Linked DNA regions of Homo sapiens: region 1 is linked to region 2. A link is a contact called in ENCODE Hi-C or POLR2A ChIA-PET data. All regions are on one chromosome and are shown on one strand. Each heading gives the region's core, a stretch centred on a gene start or an enhancer-like site at or near the end of the contact. The rest is flanking DNA. Distances are from core to core; before and after follow the strand shown.

Region 1 (2,700 bases), core at 87-2,586, 170 kb after region 2:
AAAACTCAGGTCCAACCACGTCCACTCCTTTTGCTAATTTCCCCTCTTTTCATTCTCCTCCCACCTCCGGGTCTGTTGACACTTGCTTGCCAATTTGCCTGACACACTGCAGACAATCTTCTCACTCAAGCATGTTTGACCTGAACATACAGCTTTCTGCTGAGCTGATCTGGAGTTTCAGTTGGCCGTTTGGGCAGCCAGACATGAATTAAGAACAGGGATAAACAAGGATGGCTTGAGCTTTAACTACACCGATTTGGCCCAATAGGCTCGGGGATAATCTATAAGACCTAACAGCTGAGGGCAATAAAATTAGCTACAAAGGGACTGCGGGGTAGAAACAATGTCTTCTGATACTTCACACAACACACACTCACACACAAAAGACACCAAAAACTCTCCGACAGAAGCCTTACAACAGCTTAGAGGAGAGGCATTGTGCTTGAAAAACTATATTTTAAAAAGCAGAGAGGAAACCCACGGTGACTGAAGTATCATTTTCCCGGTGGTGATCATGGATTTCATCCCAAGACCTGGAAATCATGTTAGAACTACAGTATCAGCCCAGCTTTGTGTCTAGGGCTTAAACTTGAAATGTTGTTTACATAAATAGTTAAGGAACACATACTGGGTTGAAGAGTGTGCTCTCCAAAAATGCATGTCCACCTAGAGCCTCAGAATGTGACCTTATTTGGAAAGAGGTCTTGGGAGATGTTATTAGTCAAGATGAGGTCATACTGGATTAGAATGGGCCCTAAATTCCGTGACTGGTGTCCTTATAAGGACATCAACGGAGGGCAGAAGGCCATGTGAAGACAAAGCGGACACTAGAGTGAATCTGCTGTAAGCCAAAGAAGGCCAAAGATTGCGGAAAGGAAGGATTCTTCCCCAGAACTTTCAGAGAGAGCATGATTCTGCTGACACTTTAGTTTTGGACATCCAGCATCTTGAACTGGGAGGGAATGCATTTTGGTTGTTTTATGCCACTCATGTTGTGCCAATTTGTTACAGCAGTCCTAGGAAGCTAACATAATACACTCCCAATTCCCTCTTCTTTTATACAATTGTACAACCCTATTTGAAACATGGAAAAGGCTCTTAGTTCTCACAAAAAAATCTCATTATATTTGGAGTTCAACTTCTGAACACGGGTTTAGAAACAAATAGGGTCTGATTTCACTGATTTTCAAAGGGCTTTCTTTGTAATGACTGGGGTTTGTTTTATTTGTTTGCTTGTTTCCAGGAGAAGAGAAGATTGGCCTCAGACACTTCCGTCTTCAGACCTGTGCCTCTCCTTTGAGGATCCCTTCCCCGAAGCTGCCAAGGAGAACCTTCCCTCACATTGTTCCTCCTTTGTTCCCCGCTCTCCTTTTCCAGGCTGAGAGACCTGGGGCCTTGGAAGCAAGCACACGCTGGCTGAGCTGTGATTCCTCCATGTTGATTATAATTTTTATCACATTATATGGGATCCCTCTGGTGGTTACTAGGGGATACGTCAGTTTTGAGAGATTGGAACCTAACCAAAGAAGCTTCAAATCTAGAGGATAAGGGGACTCAGAGTTTACAAGTCACAGCAAGCAGATGCTGGTCTGCTTTAGGTGCCTCTTACGGGGATTGTGAGAGGGCTCCTGGGGCCTGAGGAGGGTCTTCTGAGGTGTGAAAGGCTGTACTGGTGGTCCCTGAAAGCCATCGTCATTTGTGTGAGGAGGAGTACTGGAGGAGCTGTCTTACCACATGAAAAACAGCATGGAGCATCCCAGCCACATCAAAGGCACGGTTTGAGCCTTGGGCTGTAGAGGCTCAGAGAGAGTGACAAATAAGACCCTGGTGAGAGACCAATGGGGACAGTATTTCCAGACTTTGGCATGAAACAGATTTCTGAGCACCTCATGAAATGTCTGCAAGGGCAGCTCCTCAGAGTGACCCTCCCAAATCAATCAAAGCTGGCCCCCTATCTTAATTATGACTTACAAATAGAAGCATGCACCTGGCTGGATGCAGTTTGCCACATGGTTTACAATAGCGGTAGAATAAGAAATAACTTACCAAACGAGTACATTTTCTTGGCTGGCTGGGGCACTCAGAGTTGACACTGGTAAGGCTCCATTAAAATGCCTTTATGTTCTGATATACACAGATGTGTTAATTTATAGCATATTCATCAGAAGACATAAATTAATTGCTCTCTGATGAATTTTATAACACCTCCTTTATGCCTCTCCACCCTCCCCCTCCAAAGTACACTGAAAAGGTCAACAGCACTATCGAATGCAGCACACTTCAACTTCCTTCCAAGCTTATAATTAAAGCTAATTAGTAGCTTTGGTAATTAGCGCATGTAAGCTTTCTGCTTTCTGAATTAATAAGACTGAGTCAGGTTTTGAGCCAAGTAGACTTTTCACTCACTGGTTCTGATTCTTGAACTGTGTTTGGCTGGTTAATTTAAAACATGTCTGTTGAAAGTGGAATACTAGAAAGAAAACATACTTGTGATGGTCTGCTCTCAAGCCAGTGTGATTTATGAACAGGCCAAAGTGGAACTGTTGTCACAAGAGAAAATCAGAATGCTCTGGGTTTCCAATAACTGACCAGTCTCAACCTCTCAGTGTGAAATGAGTTGTGCCCAGTTACTATGTCACATGGACACAACACAACGTCAAGGATGCCCTTGCACACTTATGTCACCCTCTCATAACACAT
Region 2 (2,700 bases), core at 88-2,587:
TGCAGCAGACTGCAGGTGATTGTAGGGTATGAGAGAGACTGATGAAGGCTGGGAGGAAGAGGCTTTCTAAATACCATGGCCAGGAGAGACCTCCTTGCTGAGGGGGTAAATGAGAGCAGAATGCATTTAGGGATGCAAGCCACAGGCACTATGGAGGAAGAGGAATACCGGAGGAGGGGAACAGTGCCTGCAGATATGTGAGAGGCTATCTGTGTGCAGCATATGATGTGTGGTTTCCAACTGGAAATGAGGACTGTGGGTTATTTCTTCATTTCTCAAATACTTTGAACAATTATTGTGTGCAAGGTGCTGGAAACACAGCTATGATAACCCACAGGCCCTGCCCTCAAGGAGGTTACCCTCTAGGTAGGAGTTGATGTATATGTGGGGAGTAGAGGAGTGAGGTAAAGAACTGAAGAGGCAATGACACTGCAAAGTGACCAGTGCTGAGATGGGATAGAGAGGATTGTGGGAACAGGGGATAGCAGGGAGGAGCCACTGAGGAGGCGGGAGCTGCCAGACAGCTTAATTTATCTCGCTCATGATCAGTATAGCTTCAACAAACAGCAATGTTTTTACTGTTTATTTTTAGTTTATCATAAAGCTAAACATGTTTTTTTTAAGTTCATGTCCATCCTACATTTGAGGCTTTCAGTTAGCCTTTATTTTTAGATTAAGATGTTATAGTTGATGGTTCTAGTACCTTTCATATGCAAAACAAAATGCTCAATATGAGAGGGAGGGAACTTTTTAATTTTGTGAGACTGAAATTTGAATATCCAAGAGCCACTGCTCCAGCCAAATGTCCTGCCAATTCTGTCCTTATCAAAGGAAGCTTATATTTATTGAGCACTTACTACATACAAGACACTTGTCTAAGTACTTCCATGTGCTTTGTGGATCTTCAAGCTAACCCTGTGAAGAAGGGTAGATTATCATCCCCATTTTATAGATGAGGAAAATGAGGCACAGAGAGGTAAGGAAACTTGCCCGTGGTTATGCAACTAGTAAGTGTCAGAGCTGGGATTTGATAGGGAAATTCCAGAACTCATGTTCTTATCTTCCTCTTCCCCACAAAAAAAACAACCAGCAACTTTTGGAATATTAGAAGTCAAAGCTTTGATTATCATCTATAGCTCTTTTTCTTTCTCCCCTCCCCAGTACTGGCTTTGGAAACTCTTGGATAAAAATTACCCTAGAACCGAAGAGAAGAAGGAACCCATAGATAGGCAAAGATTCTTGGACATTCCCCTGAGAAATAAAAATGCTTTGCCAGCGAGCTCACTGTGCATATTTGCTGCTCCACGGATGCGTCCCAGTTGGGCCAACTTCTGTTCTTGGCTGTTTGAATATATCCTGGCAGCTCAGAGGTGTAATTTCTCCAAATGCCGCATTCCTGCTGAGCCCATGGGATGAATTGTGCAATTTCGGGTGAGCACTTTTTTAAACTCTAGCAGTGCTTGTAGTTTCCTTCCTCCTACTTTCTCTGCAGGCTCCACATGGAAGATTGAGGGCTGAGTGGTTGCTGGGGCCAGGGGTACAGAAGGTGGAGTGCTGGGATGAAGAGACGGAGAAAGGCAGGAGAGGGAGAGGAGGGTGGCAGCATCAGCTGCCCAGGCAAATGCCAGAGCCCCACTTTGAGAATTGAGATCATCTTTAATTTCCTGGAGTGTTCATTCATTCATGCATCCACTTGTAAAAATATTTTTGCATTATTTGCTTTATGCCAGATACAATTTGGGAGTGGGAAACAGAAATACAGGGACAGGTGGAATCTCAGCTGTTAGGAAGGCAAGTCTATCTTATGATGAGCATACATAATGGGGGACAGGGTTAAAACAATCAAGGAGACCAGGGACATCTTCTTGGGGGGCACACTGAATTGAGCAGAAGTATGAAGGCAGAAAGGGGTTAATTCAGTACAGAGGAGAGGAAAGAGTGTCCGAGGCCGGGGGCGGGGAGGCGGGCAGCCTATGAAAAGTTTCTGGGACAGGCAGGAGGGTACCTGAATATATGAAGAATTCAAAAGCAACCAATCTCCTCCCCACTCCATTTATGAGTGCTGACTGTGTGCTGGCCCAGGCTTTGGACTTTATAACATCATGATAAAGCTTGCCGGGATTTCAGATTTTCAAACAAACAAACAAAAAAACATTTTAAGAAGCTAAATAATTTTTCCACAGCCACATAAGTAATGCATAGTGGCATGGAAATTCAAGTCCAGGTTTGTGTGATTCCAAAGAAGGGCTTCTTGACCACCACTTTATATTGTTTTCCTAGAAATCTCTCATCATTTGCAGAGACCTATGTACCCTATGCATACTTCTGTCCTGGTTCTAACATTGAAAATGTGAGTAGATTGATTTCCTATAGAATAAATAGAAAGTAAAGATAAAAAATAAAGTCACAATATCTAAAACTGTGGAAGTGATGCAGTTGTCCATTGAGGAATAATTGGATAAATTGTGGTGTACACATACAATGGAATATTATTCTGCCTTAAAAAAAATTCTGACACAGGCTACAACATGGATGAACTTTGAGGACATTATGCTGAGTGTAATAAACCAGTCACAGAAAAGATAGTTTATGATTCCCTTTATATGATAAATCTAGAATAGACAAATTCATTAAAAGCAGGTGGTTTCCAGGGCTTGCAGGGAGGTGAAGACAGGGAGTTATCTAATGGGTTTAGAGTTT

What was found. Hi-C counts contacts between places; a loop is a spot of excess contacts on that map. ChIA-PET counts read pairs that join two places held with the same protein, here RNA polymerase II (POLR2A). Pooled maps may share reads with other maps.
Region 1: a map of dorsolateral prefrontal cortex shows a loop between it and region 2 (1.9-fold over the local background). The contact joins two enhancer-like sites. A Hi-C loop is called at or near these places in 3 of 168 maps with a recorded cell type or tissue (IMR-90, dorsolateral prefrontal cortex and mammary epithelial cell) and 3 of 50 pooled maps. POLR2A ChIA-PET finds 5 or more read pairs at or near these places in 1 of 52 experiments (PC-3).

What each region holds. Positions count from the first base shown.
Region 1 is chr3:59,808,489-59,811,188 of GRCh38, forward strand. All of the region lies in intron 8 of FHIT (fragile histidine triad diadenosine triphosphatase), which reads right to left. CFAP20DC-DT (CFAP20DC divergent transcript) reads left to right here. Exons shown (of 7, transcript XR_002959675.2): 7 at 1,244-2,700. Among named protein-coding and RNA genes, the nearest start is that of CFAP20DC-DT, 720 kb to the left of the region's middle. RefSeq lists enhancers at 1-350, 985-1,618, 1,619-2,252. Within about 2 kb of position 1,337, at least 2 of the 41 ENCODE cell types and tissues checked have a DNase peak (open chromatin) inside an H3K27ac peak, as active enhancers do.
Region 2 is chr3:59,640,359-59,643,058 of GRCh38, forward strand. The region is part of intron 6 of CFAP20DC-DT (CFAP20DC divergent transcript); the gene reads left to right. LOC339902 (hCG1813818) reads right to left here. Exons shown (of 4, transcript NR_149028.1): 2 at 1,286-1,399. Among named protein-coding and RNA genes, the nearest start is that of CFAP20DC-DT, 550 kb to the left of the region's middle. Within about 2 kb of position 1,338, at least 2 of the 41 ENCODE cell types and tissues checked have a DNase peak (open chromatin) inside an H3K27ac peak, as active enhancers do.